Regions from separate parts of the Homo sapiens genome. Here region 1 is linked to region 2. Evidence: read pairs that join two places in POLR2A ChIA-PET (ENCODE). Cell type or tissue: PC-3. All regions are shown on one strand.

The links. ChIA-PET counts read pairs that join two places held together with the same protein. Peaks named below come from ENCODE experiments on the same cell type or tissue, not always from the same donor. Only the 100,000 strongest peaks of a DNase experiment are listed, where the experiment ranks them.
Region 1: POLR2A ChIA-PET joins it to region 2 with 14 read pairs; 2 of 35 experiments call an interaction of 5 or more read pairs at or near these places.

The regions. Positions count from the first base shown.
Region 1 is chr11:76,341,704-76,349,703 of GRCh38, forward strand. No RefSeq gene overlaps it. Among named protein-coding and RNA genes, the nearest start is that of THAP12, 35 kb to the right of the region's middle. In PC-3, no CTCF peak of the experiment used is centred here; no DNase peak of the experiment used is centred here.
Region 2 is chr11:76,521,217-76,529,216 of GRCh38, forward strand. EMSY (EMSY transcriptional repressor, BRCA2 interacting) reads left to right here. Exons shown (of 22, transcript NM_001300942.2): 13 at 1,939-2,075; 14 at 5,246-5,419; 15 at 7,052-7,250. Among named protein-coding and RNA genes, the nearest start is that of EMSY, 80 kb to the left of the region's middle. In PC-3, no CTCF peak of the experiment used is centred here; DNase peaks (open chromatin) are centred at 3,435 and 3,925; H3K4me3 peaks cover 943 bases; H3K27ac peaks cover 2,976 bases.

The DNA of each region.
Region 1 (8,000 bases), 180 kb before region 2:
CGCAGTGTCTCATGCCTGTAATCCCAGCACTTAAGGAGGCTGAGGCAGGTGGATCCTTTGAGTTCAGGAGTTCAAGACCAGCCTGGGCAACATGGCAAAACCTTCTCTCTACAAAAAATACAAAAATTAGCAGGGAGTGATGGTTTACATCTTTTGTCCCAGCAACTAGAGAGGCTGGGTGAGAGGATCGTTTGAGCCCAGAAGGCAGAAGCTGCAGTGAGCCGTGATCACATCACTGCACTCCAGTCTGGGTGACAGAGTGAGACTCTGTCTCAAAAACAAAAAACAAACAAGGAAGAAAGAGCTGGAGGAAAAGAGACATAAAGTCCATCCCAGCAGTGCTGCATTTTGGCAAGCCACCTGGGGATGACACTGCCATCTTATAGGCTGTTACGAGGACTGAAATGACAAGACATCTGTACAAACTCTTGGTGCACCTTCGAGTGCTGTGGGATTGAGGCTGGCTGTGTGGTGCAGTGCGAAGAGCACTGCCTCTGGCTTTGGGCAGACACGGACCTCAGGCAAATGATCCTGAAATTCAGTTCTCCCATGGGAATAATATATCAGCCTCATCAAATTGTGGGTCCACAGTGCCTGGCATACAGGAGGCACACAATAAATATTATATTCCTTCCTAAGTGTAAGCGTCATTATATGAAGCACAGCAGAATCAATCCTTTAATTCTATTATTTAAGCACATGGATAAATCTCATGCTATGGGTAGGGAATTTAACCTCAAATGAGCACTAAGACTGCTAATAATTTTAAGGCACAAGGATTTAGTCATCTGTCTTTCAAGGAGACTGTACGCTGGAAAAGAATGCAGTCCAGAAGAAGATGCCACTATGTATGGAGGGTGATTTAAAAATGCGCATCTCTTCATCCATACTGTTTCAGGTTGGCTCCCCTTCTGTATAAAAAGGCAGGAGCTGAGACACAAGCAGGTTCTAAAGAGGGCAATGAAAATTACATGGGTTGTGGTTTGAGCAGGGAAGGAAGAGAAGAAAAAATAAGGCATAAATTATTTCACTTGGAAAGGAAGGGGTAAGACGGGTGATAAATAGGAGGGTATTATATGGCAGCAGAGGGTGGTGAGTCGCATGCCAAGGTTGTTATTGTGGCAGGGGCCTGGGGGCCAAAGGGATCACGTCTCGAGACTTGGAACACATTGGAAGAAAGACTATACATATCACAGACGTTATTAATTATGATTAACAGTGGCCAATGTGAGGTTTGCTTTTTGATTGTCTTTTTTTTTTTTTTTGACAGTTTCGCTCTTGTTGCCCAGGCTGGAATGCAGTGGCATGATCTCGGCTCACTCCAACCATTGCCTCCCGGATTCAAGCGATTCTCCTGCCTCAGCCTCCTGAGTAGCTGGGATTACAGGTGCCTACCTACCATGCCCGGCTAATTTTTGTATTTCTAGTAGAGACGAGGTTTTACCATGTTGGCCAGGTTGGTCTCAAACTCCTGACCTCAGGTGATCTGCCTGCCTCAGCCTCCCAAAGTGCTGGGATCACAGGCGTGAGCCACTGCACCTGGTCTCTTCTCTCACTTTCTAAACACGCCCAGAAACTACAGGCTGTACTCTGCCATATGCATCTCACCTGCGAAGGGCACTGTTTCTATGACCAGGTCACATGAGTAGGGCCAACTCCTAAGCAGGGCTTCCTAGGTTTTCATGGATTGGCCCCTAAATCCCTTTCTATCCTCACTTTGGTTGCTTTCCTCCCCTCCAATCCTCTAGCCACTCTGAATTTCCCATTGGCCCTAGAACCCACCATTTGTTCAACAAGTATGGAGCAACTATTACATGCCAGGTCCTGTTTTACACATTTGGAATACAACCAGTAAATAGGACAAAGTCCCAGCCTTTGTAGAACTTATATACTAGTGTGGGAAGACCCATTATTTCCAGGAAAGGTAGGCTAGTTTTGAAAGGGTAGTCTGAGAAAACTTCTCCGTGGAGAATATTTCAGCAAAGACCTGAATGGTATAAAAAATGAGCTAGAAGCTAACTGGGTCAACAGCTTTCAAGGCACATCAAGTGTAAAGGCCTTGAACAAGCTTCTCTCAATGAGCTTGGCGAGTAGATGAAACCAAAAGACCACCATTAATAGCTGGGCAGAATGAAGGAGGTCCAGAAGTTGGCATAGACCAGCTCACATAGAGCCTTAAGAGTCATGGTCAGGAGCTTGGATTCTGGTCTAAGTGTGGGGGTCTGAGAAAAGGAGGTCCACGCGATCACTCTGCCTGTTGGGTGGAAAATAACCTTGTAGGGAACGATAAAGTGAGAGATGATGATGGTTTGGACTAGGCAGGTAACAGGAGAGGGGGTGAGAACTGAGGGCCAGACATAAGGGTACACTGGTTATAGGACACTTGAGCTGGGCCCTGAAGAATTAGCAGTCTAAGTTTGCCAACAGGGTCAACGTCTCATCTTTGCAGCCAAAACACCTAGCATAATACCTGGCATGACGTGTGTTAAATGGAACTGGAAAAGTAGTAACAAATATTCTGGAAGAAAAATGTTTTCATGAAGTAATCTTGAATTTTCTATTTCAGAATGCTATTTAATCTTTTTCAAGATGGCTATATATATAATAGAAAATTTGAAAAATTGTAATGTCAAAGACGGGAAGTTATAATTCCTCATAGTCCCACCGCCTGGAGACAAACTGGTATTTTGGTGTACTTTCCCCCTAGTCTTTCCATACTCATTTGTAAAAAGGTGGGTATTTCCTCTTTGAGGAGCAGCCTAGTCTACCAGAATCAAGTTGGTTAGGGTCTGAATCCCACTCTACCACTGAGTGGTTTTGGACAAGCCATTTGCTCTCTTGTCTATCCCCAAAATGGCGATAGTAACATCTGATTATTGTGACCTAAATGACTGATACAAAGTACCTAAAACGATGCTTGGTACATAGTAAGTGCTCAATATACAGCAGCTGCTATTAATAAAAGGAAGTCCAAATTCCACAAATCCAATTATAAAGAAAGCTTTCAACATCTCTTTTAGGAAATAAAGGCTTTGCAAATCTACAATCTAATCACATGTACTCTTCTAAAGAAAAACAATCATACCAAGAATAGGAATTTGCCAAAAAAGATGTAAGCAATACCAAATATTTTTAAAACCAAATTTTACGGTAACACAAAACAGAAATGGTGCCAAAAACCCCAGACCCTGGCCTGTTTAATAAATCTCTCTCCTATAAAGATGACATACTTATGGGATTACCATTTACACTAATAACAATTTAAAGGGCAGACACTGCTCACCTGCCAAGAAATGATTCTTTCAGGTTTTCCATCTTGAGTTGCGTCTGTGTGGTGTGACAGAGCACAGCACTGAGTGAGGGAGGACACTTCTGCTCACCCCCAGCCTCTGCCATCACCAAGCAGTGCGATTCTGAGCAAGCCGTCCTCTCCGGTACTCTGTCAAATGAGTTGTCTACAGTTTCCACAACTCCTTCCAGCTCTAAAACTCTACCACTATGAAGAATTTACAGTTCAATGTGTGTAATACTGGTGTGAGGAAGATGTATTACTTACATATCAGGTACCTTAACAACCTGAAATAGCATGCTGAATATCACAGTTGTTTTTTTTTGTGTGTGGTGGGGGGGACGGAGGATGAATCATACATTATATGGGTATACTTGTAATACTAAGATAAAAGCTACATTTTCACTGAGAAGGAAGTGTGAGACTAACCTAATACTTGGGGTCATAAAGTTGCACAGTACACACCATTTTCAAAGGTCCAACTACTGTTAGCAAATGCCAGTTTCTCAGTGGCTTCAAACATGTTTCAACTGGACCTATATTGGCAATGATGGTGGTGAATTTGGCTTAGTTTTATATACCATCATCACTCATTAACTTAATGAGGTAATATGTGGAGAAACAAATATTGCTGTTTTTATAGGTTTCTGCAAAGGCTGTTACCTACCTCTTTGACCTCCTATATTCAATGCTGTCTTTCTGCAAAGGCTGTTGCCTACCTCTTTGACCTCCTATATTCAATGCTGTCTACTACTCTGAGCTGCAAACTGAGAGACACCTCACAGCCACACAGGTTCTCACACAGCTTTCATCCAGTGGCAGAGCCGGGCAAACCTGGAAGCACATGTAAGGACCCCCCAACCCAGATTTCAGGGCTGAGGAAGCCCCTAGGGGAACTGGCATCTAGACTAAGGCCTGTAACGGTGACAACACACTACACATGCTGCACTCTGTTGATCCAGGGCATTGTCTCTGGTCAGTCAGGGTACTCTCCACTGTACTCCCCTCACACCGAGTTTACCTCTAACTATGGTGAACAAAAGTTGTGGCGCGCTGTAGACAGTCTGTTTTATCTGTTGTCTGGCATAACTATTAATAGTGCCCCCTTACATGCTCGAAAGTGCTTTGGTTAAGACCATCAATTATAGGGTTACCCTACCTTTAGACCTGATCCTGGCAGACTCCAGCTTGCTTGTTTGGCTCTCCCATGTGACTCAGCTTACTGGGGGCCGGGGGTCAATCTTATTCTCCTGTGTATCCATGGCATGGGCTGTATGTCATTCACATTTGTATCCATGACAGCCTTGTGCCTGATGCCAAACAGACTGAGCAACATAGGTTTTCAATATGATATTCAAAATTAGAATGAGAAGCAAATACAATTAACAACAAATTAGATCTGCAAATCATTATATCATGTTGGGATTCTGGATTTACCTTTCACTAGCTGTGCGACCTTCTGATTCTTAGGTTTTCACCTGTAAAATGGGGATAATAGTACCTTCTTCATAAAGTAGAGAAGTTTAAATGAGACACTATAGGTAAAGTGTTTTGCACATAGCTGGCATATATTGAGCACCGTTAACAGCAGCTGCCGCTGTGGACAATGATGACTGCTGCTGCCACAACCCTGTTTTGGTGTGAGAAAACTGACACCTAACAAGCATCCAGTAGAAACTCAGTAAGTGTGCACTAAAGGAATGCTTGGTCTCATGCTAGGTGCTGGCTTCACATCAGAATCTTGGGTTACGAGATGCATTAATCAAAATTACAATTTAGAAGTCAAAAGTTTTGACTCCTCTAAGTCCAGCTTTCATAACAATTCAAAAAAACCTCCTCATATCCATAAGAAGCATAGAACACAGCAGCACTATCTGGCTGCATCCTTAGATGTGTACCAACATTTAAACTTCACCTTTGTTATAACTATACTCTTACTCATATAAGAATGCCAACTTGGATATTTGGGTCCATCTCTTCTCTTTTTGAACTGTCAACCTCTCAAGTTGTATGTGATTAATGTATATAGAGAAAAGTAGAAAGGCCTCAGATTGAGTCAACAGTTTTCTTGATCCCTCAATTACAATATCCTCTTTAAAGTATATCCTTGTTGAACATTTGGAATGAATTAAGACTTTAAACTTCCAGATGTTTAAACTACTACTGTAAATTCAAACTCATTAAAAAGGAGCAGATTTACTACCTCTACATAGTTTTGAAGTCTGTTGTTCACCCTGTCCAAATAATTTATGAAACTAAATACAGTGGCAGGTAGTGTATTCTATTTACATAGTATTCATGGTGAGAAATAAGGGGCATTTTAAAAAGGTCTGGAAATTAACTGCCATTTGGCCAACCTATAGATCACACTTATTGTTACTTCTAAGCTAGGAATTGTTTCCTGAAACTGATCTTGTGGATATTTTTATGCTAATCTGTACTAAAAATTACTTTACTTTTTCTGGCCACAAAAAGCTGGCTACAGAGAAGCATTTGATTATGGCAAGACAGCTGCATCCACTCTCATGAAATAAATGGACCTGGATCTAGTCCTCTGTGGTAATGTCTTGGCAGCCAAACAAAGGTGGCAGCATTTCTACACCCAGTTTGTAAAGTCTCAGAAGTTTCAGGCTCCATTTTTTTTTTCTTTGCAAGAAACCCATGTCGACTATAATGAGTGCATTTTAGAGATGCTGTGCTGAAAGCTGGCAATGGATAAAGCAAGAACATAAAAGGAACCTATTCCTAAAGCAAATATTCCTTTTACAAACCTTAAGAATGAAGTGGCTTTCACAATCAATTTTAATATCGAAGCACTGGACTGAAGTACCTGCCTCTGGCACTTACTTGCCATTTAATTTGAGGCAATTAATTCATCTCTGTGAACATGATTTCTCAACTGATAAAAGGGGGTTAATACCTGTCTGAATTTTTCTGAGAACTTGAATGAGATCAAAGTGCTTTGTAAGCTCTAAAGTAACACTGCAAGTACAATTTTCCTGTTTTATGACTTACTTAAAATAGCACTTAAAAGTGGCTGCCCCTATCAAACAGAAATAAACCTGATCCAACTAAGTTACTGCAGAGGAACTGGTCTCAGAAGGAAGGCTCTTTCAACCCAACCAACTACTACTTACTTCGCAGGAATTATTCTAAGAATTAACTGAAAATTACATAGAATTATTAATAAAGTGTTTGTTCCCACTTACCTCACAGGTCACACATCCTACATCAGGCTTCAACTGTGTAACTTTTTTTTTCCAAAAAAAAGAGATATGTCAAAAGCAAAAATTCCTCTGATTAGATATGCTAAATCTTGAATGTCTTTCCTAGTACATTTGCAAACTATTTAGATATGATACAGATCTTATTTTTAAAAAACTGTACGAGGCTTTTGTGGATACTCTGTATGTTATTTTCCTTTCCTTTAATTTCAATAAATCGGATTTACTGAAGTCTATGAAGTTTGTGTGTGTGTAGTTATAAGTACGTACAATTGCATGTACTTATGGGCCAACTGTGGGCCAACTCTAGTCTGTAAGCTTGGTGAGTCAGAAAATGCACTGGGTATTGCCAGCACTTAGCCAAGGAGCCTGGCACACAGTAAGCATTCAACTTATATTTGTGGAATGGTCATGACACCTACCACTTTCTAAATTATCTCATCTTGCAAAAGACAACCTGTTTCATCAGTGCACTGATTCAACCTACCATCAAAGATCAGTTTGTTGAAAACATCTTTTAATAAATTAGGTTTTTAAGCTTTCAGTAGACTCCCAAATTAGAGAATATACATACATTATAAAAACAAATGATGGGCATCTTTAACTAATGCTTGTTGCATGAATGTTTTTGGATACATTATTGTGGCAGACTGAAAAGGGGGCCATTATTTTGTAGCTCCTCCCAACAAAAGGAGTCTATTTCCTCCTCCTTCGAATCTAGACTGGCCAAGTGACTTGCTTTGACTAAAAGAATGTGGTGAAAGTGATGCTCTGAATTACTGAGTCCAGGCTTTGAAGCCACTGCCTTTGCTTTCCTGGTACTCTTGAGACCACCATTACATAGCGCAAGATAAAAGACCACATGGAGAGGCCCAGTCATCATATTCAGTCCCCAGTCACCCTCCCAGCTGAATGCAGACAGCCCAGATGAGACTAGGAGAAGAACCACTCAACCAACCCACAGAACTGTGAGAAATGGTAAAGTATTTCTTTAAACCATTAAATTTGGGGGGAATGTTAAGCAGCAATAGGTCACCGATGATAAATTAATTAACCCTCATAGCACAACCTTAAGGTAGGTTGTACAGCTGAGGAAACTGACCCAGGTTAAGTAATCTGTCAAGGTCACACCACTCTTTTTTTCCGCCCCACACCACTCTTAAGCTCCCTAAGAACAGGATGAATGTATTGAAACACCAGCTTTGTGTTTCCTTCATTGTCATCCTGCCATCATGAACTTGATCAGTTCTTTCTGCCAAGGACAGAGACATCTCTTAGAGCCCTGGCTATAAGATAAACTCTTGTTATCTTTTTGATAAGCCGCATGCATAATGTGTCCTGATTTGACACATCTGTGGGCTTTCCTAGGACAGAGAAATGGACTGTGGGCTATCATTCTCAGCAGTTCAGCAAATACACACCACTCTGGTTTCTGAAGCTCAAGTAACACTTACTCCCAACATAAAATAATTCATTAACACCTCTGC
Region 2 (8,000 bases):
AGATCAAAATGGTAGATTAAGGGACAGATTATATATTAATAGGATTTTGAAACATGAGGGAAAGTTAGAACTGGGAATGAAATGGGAAATTAGGGAATTTAACCAGTTGACATGTTTCAGGTTCTTGGCATGATAAGTTTAGTTTTTTAAGGATGTAATTGTCATCCACTGTGCTAAGCACTGAGGAATCATAAAAAGGTACAGTGTGGAGATTAAGGGGCTTTCATCTTGTTGAGAGGTATAGGGAGTTAAGACGAGGAAACAGGCCAAGCCTGGTGGCTCATGCCTGTAATTCCAACAATTTGGGAGGCTGAAGCAGGAGGATCCCTTGAGGCCAGGAGTTCAAGACCAACCTGGGTAATGTAGTAAGACCCCATCTCTACCAAAAAATACAGAAATTAGCCAGGCATGGTGGCACATACCTGTAGTCCTAGGTACCTAAGAGGCTGAGATGGGAGGATTGTGTGAGCCCAGGAGTTGAAGCCTGCAGTAGATATGATCATGCCTCTGCACTCCAGCCTGGTAACAGAGTGAGACCCTGTTTCTCTTAAAAAAAAAAAAAAAAAAGTCCAGGCACAGTGGCTTACACCTGTAGTCCCAACACTTCGTGAAGCTGAGGCAGGAGGATCACTTGAACCTAGGAGTTTGAGACCAGCCAGCAGCCAGGGCAACATAGTGAGACCTTATCTCTATAAAAAATCAAAAAGTAAGGTGGGAGGACCACTTGAGCTCAGAAGGTCAAGGCTGCAATGAGCTGTGGTTGCTCCACTCCACTCCCGTCTGGGTGACACAGCAAGACCTTGCCTTAAAAAAAATAAATAAATAAAAATAAAATTTTTTGAAAAAGAGAAGAAGACAAGGAACAAATCAAAGATTTGCGCCAGAATTTACAACTGAAGGTTGGAAGGTAGATTTGATAGGTAGAAGAGAAGCCAATTATGGAAGGATGTGTGGGAGAGGGCAAAGTAATACTGTGTTTGGATCAGTAGGTATAGACCTATTAGATAGATCTTAATAATTGACAATATAAGTTTATATATGCAAATTAGAGTTTTATCCTCACATTCTCCAGAGTGCTACAGATTACAAAAGCATACATTGAATCTGTGACTTGTTTTGTATATCGTTTACTTTGCTTTTTTTTTTTTTTTTTTTTTTTTTTTTTTCTTGAGATCGAGTCTTGCTCTGTAGCCCAGGATGGAGTGCAGTGGCGCAATCTCAGCTCACTGCAACCTCCACCTCCCGGGTTCAAGCAATTCTTTTGCCTCAGCCTCCCAAGTAGCTGGGATTACAGGCGCCCGCCGCCACCCCCAGCTAATTTTTTTGTATTTTTAGTAGAGATAGACTTTCACCAGGCTGATCTTGAACTCCTGACCTCTGGTGATCTGCCTGCGTCAGCCTCTCAAAATACTGGGATTATGAGCGTGAGCCACCACGCCTGGCCTACTTTGTCTTTTTTAATCACAGAAAAATACATGGCTTATTTCTTTTCATAAATTTTTTCTAGAGCCTAGTGTTATGTAAATTTAAGCATTTACTTCATGTTCTTTTTTGAAGGATTTTCCCATCACTTCAGTCACATATAATACTGGGTTTGGGGGAAATACATGTCATGGAATAGAGATTGTGATTTGTTTCTTTTAACTAGTCAGACAAAGAATATTGATGGTAAAACTGTTGTTCTTAGATTCTGAGTTTTGTGTATAGGTTCTCAGATTCTAAAAAGATGACTGCTTTAACTGTGAATTCTTAATATTCTCTCATTCTGGTATGACTTATAACTTACTATTCCAAGCCTTCATTTTCATCATCTTGACAGCTTTCATGTCATCTAGGAATGACATTTACTATATGTACTAATTGTGTATAATATAAACAAAAATAACCAAGTATCTCTAGTCCTTAACTCAGGCCTCCTTTTCTTCCCCCTTTTCTAAGGAACGACTACCAAAATCACTACAATCCCAATGACTTCCAAGCCCAACGTGATTGTTGTACAAAAGACTACAGGAAAAGGAACGACCATTCAAGGCCTCCCGGGCAAAAATGTTGTCACAACGTTGCTAAATGCTGGAGTAAGTGAGAGCTTCAACTGCAGACTTAGCAATTCACAGAGGATTTAAAGACCAGCTATATAAATATTTGCACAAGGACTTGAGAAGCCCACAATAGCCAGAATGGCTTGGTTTACCACTGCTGGGATATAACAACTGTTAAAGCACCACCAACTGATGCCATTTTTCACAGTAATTTCTAAAGCATGTTGCTCATACTTGCTCATAGCTAGGTTGCTTGTGACCATGATTTAGATGCTTAGCTTTGTCCAGATAGAGAATTCCATTGGCTTAACTGTAGGGGGACTTCAGTTGGAGCACTGTTTTATTCCTGCTTATGGTCAATAGATACTGACTTAGTATTTGGCTTAGGGTGGGCAAAGAGAAATATGTGGGATTAAGACTAAATTAATTGATGGGGATTTGTTACTTTCTTTTTTTTTTTTTTTTTTTTTCATTTTTACCTCTTTGAGCTGTTAAAAAATAAAATCAGACTGGGTGTGGTGGCACATGTCTGTAATCCCAGCTGGTTGGGAGGCTGAGGTGGGAGAATCGCTTTAGCCCAGGAGTTCAAGACCAGCCTTGGCAACAAAGCAAGACCCCCACCTCTACCAAAATTTATTTTAAAACTTAACCAGATGTAGTAGCATGCACCTGTAGTCCCAGTTACTTGGGAGGCTAAGGTGGGAGGATCACATGAGCCCGGGAGTTTGAGGCTGCTATGAGCCATGATCATGCCACTGCACTCCAGACTGGGCAACAGAGTGAGACCTTGCCTCAAACAAAAAATAAATAAATAAATAACAGATTCATTTATAGTTCTGAAGGCAGTTGGTAGGAGGGTTGGAGTTAGACAAAACAGGGCTTTGTTTCTCCATATTGTAGTTGTTTGACCTTGGGTGACATACTCAACCTCTCTCATTCTTAATTTCCTCATGTGTACATTGGGATTGATGATCTTTACCAGTGAGGTTGTTTAGTAACTGGTAGCTATTGTGAAAGTGCTTAGAATAGTGCCTGGCCCATAAGAAGTCCTCAATCATTGATTTTCTTCTTGTTATTCTTGGTACTTACCTGTTTAGGCTTGTTAGTGTCCCTACCTTGCCTAACTTCACTAGAACATGGATTGCTATACTTCACTTAAATAGATCTCATAAAAGCTTCATTGGTAGGGGTCCAGCATTAGATTTTTTCAATGTGTGGGAAAACAGATTGCTCCTAGCCTGAATTTACATAGTAAGCCAAAAGTAAAGCCAGGATTAGAATTCAGATTTTCAGAACCCTTTGTAATATGGTTTGCAATTTCAAAGAACTTGATATGTAAGAGGGGATGCTTTGTATTCTAGGCCCTGTGGTCACAAAGATCCAAGAGTCATGTATGATTCATAGCTGTTAGATATCTCTGATAACAACCGTTTGACACAGGCAGCTCTAGTAAAACAAGCAAATCAACGTATAAGACCGTTTTCTGGGCTGGGTGTGGAGGCTTATGCCTGTAATCCCAGCAATTTGGGAAGGCAAGGCAGGTGGATCACTTGAGCCCAAGAGTTTGAGACCAGCCTGAGCAACATGGTGAAACTCCGTATCTACAAAATTACAAAAATTAGCGTGAAGGTGTGCACCTATAGTCCCAGCTACTTGGGAGGCTGAGGTGGAGGATCACTTGAGCCTGGGAGGCAGAGGTTGCAGTGAGCTGAGATCTTGCCACTGTACTCCAGCCTGGGTGACAGAGCAAGACTCTGCCACTGCCACCCCCGCCAAAGACCACATAGGCACAATCACCTCTACTCACCACTTGCTCACCTATGCATGCCCACAACACACATCAGAAGAGCTTTTTTGAAAAACAGGCTGCTAGTTGGTTTTGTTTGGCTTGAATGGGTCATACTTGGCCAGGGTCCATTGAGCTATTTAATAGATAGGTGTGGTCACTTGCAAACTAGTGGCTCTTGGCAAATGAACTAGAGCTCTTTCCAGAGATGGTGCTGGGAAGAGTATGCATGTGTTGAAATAAGTAATAACACCATTGGCAGATGCTTCATGTTTCCCTTAAGTAATTACAGCAGATAGTTAAAATTGTGATTTTTGTAATTATATTTAGCTCTGAATTCACAATGATTGCTTTTTAGCCAGCTCACGTGGGTGCTTTGTTTTTACTGGCTGCTAAGTTTAGATAGGCACACGTTTAGATGATGCTGGCTAAAAATTAAGAAAAACTGATGAGGTGAAAATTCTCAAATCTTTTCATTTCCATCTTAAGTTTATGGATTTTAATTTTAAAAATTTTAATAATTTAGTAAAGTCACTGTATTTGAACTTAATTTAGTTAAGTTCATGTAAAAAGATGTTGATTTCATGAGTGACCAGAAAATGGTACTTAAGAATAAAGTAGATGAAAGTATAGAAAATGATGAAAAGTTAATGGATATAAGCTATCTAGTTAATAGACTAAAAGGATATTAGTAATATATGAATAGTAAAACATAGGAAGCACTCTGAGTTTTCCCTTCCTTTTTTTCTATATGTAACCTTATATATTATTAACAATATATAACATTCTTTCCTCATGGCATATGTTCATCAAATTTTTCCTATATATAACCTTAGAAAGAATGTTAATACCTCTGCTGATTTTGCTTGCCCATACTTTTTCATGTAGACATTCTACTATATATCCTTATAATTTCATATATGTAGAACTTAGGGGATGTATTTTATGTGTGTGCATTTAGCTACTGGTATATTGCACAGTAATTTTCTAATTACACAAATACTTATTTCAGATAAATTAGAAAATAAATATGTATGTGGGGGTTAAGACTTATAATCCCAATTCTTAGAGACAAGCATTAGCAGTGTACTATACCTTCTTCCAGAATTTTCTGACTATTATAATATATGTATTCCATTAATGGGATAGTGTAATAAGTATTTTTGCATGTGGTAATTTTTTAAAATTCGCTCATCAGAGAATAATTAATTCCTTCTTTGGGTAGAAAGTTGGTCAGATGACTTTCTATATCATTTCAACCAAGTCTACGATTTTTGATTTCCTGGAAACATTATACTTTGTTACATAATCTACAGCCCTTTTTTCATCATCCTGGTAAAACCTTACTGATTTTTCAGTGAGAGGACTTTATCATTTATATGCATATAAATCTCTTATATAATCATTGACTTCAATTTAGGGAGAAAAGACTATTCAGACAGTGCCAACAGGAGCAAAGCCAGCTATCCTTACTGCTACAAGACCCATCACCAAAATGATTGTAACGCAGCCAAAAGGAATAGGTTCTACAGTTCAACCAGCAGCTAAAATCATCCCAACAAAAATTGTTTATGGGCAGCAAGGGAAAACGCAGGTATGCTATAAGATATGATGATTTTTCTTGGCTCTTAAATATTTTCAATTCTTATAATTCCCGGGTAGAAATTTGAAGGAAAAGATCAGCAATCTTTAAGAAATCAGATTGTTAAAAGTTATGTTTGAATGTGTTAATTATTCAAGTATTGTCAAAACTTCATTTATCTTTTCAGTACTTTCTTAAAGATACCTAAATGTGTATGTTGTGCTATCAGCAAAGATTATGGGGAAATAATTACCTAGGAATACAATTTGCTGAAGGTGTATTTTGTGATTTGAGGGGGGTGGTTGAGGGAGGATCATAGTCATTCAGAATCACTCAAAGAAAAATATTTACTTTTTATAAGCTACCATGGCCTTCAAAAGCATTTTATTTACTTATAAAATTAGCTTTGCTTGAACCCTTGAACAATAGATAAGCTAGAGTTGTATTTATTTTTTAACCAATAGAAGATAAGGGAACTTTTCTGAAAATTTGCCTTGGAATTTGAGGCTCAGGATCTAATCATATGTTGCTAGGCTACTGTTTATTTTGTAGGTATTTTGCTTTTCTGAGAATATCGAGGGAAGCACTATTAGTTTCGGTTGAGAAATGCCATCCTAGAATTTTTGTAAGAGGTATTAATGTACCTATAAACTACTAATTTACTTTTAGAATCTGTTCTCTCAGAATTATAGCCAAATACTTTACGTATCTAAAAAAAAAATAAGCTTTGTGACAAGTCCAAATTGCCTATGGAGTTTAATTGTAATAATTTCATTTGCTTCATCTAAAGTATGTTTTCCTTCTTAACTCTTGGAAATGGGTAACTTAACAGAGTCTGAGAAATTTTAGAATCTTATATGTGGTAGAAACAAAAATAATTATGAGTTAATAGTTTTTATTCCATGGACCCAATTGAAATTAACTCCTAGAGTTCAGATTTTGAAGTAGAATGGCCCAGTTTGAAAATTTTCTCCCATTTCACTTGTTTCACTGTTTGTTTTTAACTTTTGCCAGGAGCTGATCCAACACATGTTCCATGTTGCTTCTGATAGTTGTCAAATCAATATTCATCTGGGGTTTCTTCAAAGATAGGGCCCAAGCAAGTTTTACTTTTTGCAGGTGTGTCAATTAGGAATTTGATTTAGTTTCTAATGAAAAAAAAAAAGAAAAGAAAAAAAACTTGAAGAACACTCGCTCAAACAGATTAGGGTTTTATTTTTATTATATTAATAAAAGTTCAGAGGGAGGAAGTCCTGGACTGATACTGCAGCACAAAAATTCCACTGGGAATCTAGACTCCTTGTGTCTTTTTGTTCTGCCATCCTCAGCTTGTGGATATCATTTTACTATATAGTCTACAGATTATAAAATGACTCCTGAAGTTGTAGGCAAACAGGCACAAAGGTTCTTGTCAGAATCATGGCTATTGCACTCTGGCATGTACCACTTAAAACATTGTATATGGCTTACACTGTAATTTGTCTGTAGATTGAATTACCCTTTGATGAGCAATGCTGTGCCTAAAAAGTATAACGTACAGAATAGTTTCCATACCAGGAAAATATTAGTTTATGACCTAGAAGTTTAGCATTTTTAAATCGTTTTCTAAAATTTTATCTCAGTATATTTCTGCTTTTCTCCTAGGTTCTTATTAAACCCAAACCAGTGACTTTTCAAGCGACAGTTGTTAGTGAACAAACAAGACAGCTAGTAACAGAAACATTACAGCAAGCATCCAGGGTAGCAGAGGCTGGTAATTCATCTATTCAGGAAGGAAAAGAAGAACCACAGAATTATACAGATAGTAGTTCCTCTTCTACAGAGTCCTCCCAGAGTTCCCAAGGTAAGATCTATTTTACTTCTGATTTATATAAGTACTACTGACATAGTGCCCAAATTCTAAAATAGAGGTTGCTTCTACACATTTCACAACAAATTTGTATGCTCTATCAATTCTTTTCCTTTTTTTTTTTTTTTTTTATTGTTTGATGTTAAATCGGTGAGCTGAAATTTTATTTTTGGTAAAGGTTACCATTCTTTCCTGCATGGAATATGTTCATCAAATAATTAACTTTAGATGATGAATCTGTCAGGTAGGTAATATTAAACTGGATAGAGTTATGATTCCCAGATGGTAATTTTCATATTCTTCCTCTCTGGTTTGGGTAAGTAGGAGAAAACGTATGTAAAGAAGTGAATATATATTTTGAAATGGTTATTGCTATACCCTGAGAAAGAATCAAGGTGGTCAGAGGTAGACTGTAAGTGGGCTGTAAGTAGGGTGACTATACATTCCAATTTGCATGGGACAAGTCCTAGTTTATGTTGTTCTGGCACAATTATTAAAGTACTCCCTTTCACTCTGAAAAGTATCCCAGATAATCATATGGTTGTCCTAATTATATGGAAGGAACGATGAAGCTAGATTCTACAGCAGAAAACTCTTTGTCCTCGGTGCTGTTTGAATTATGTTACTCTTCTACGAAACCTCTTGAAATAAACTCATGATCATAAACTTTGAGACCTTCTACAAATCTAGTACTCATGTCTCTCAGTTATCTTAACTGCCCTTATCCTTGGGTGGTACATTTAT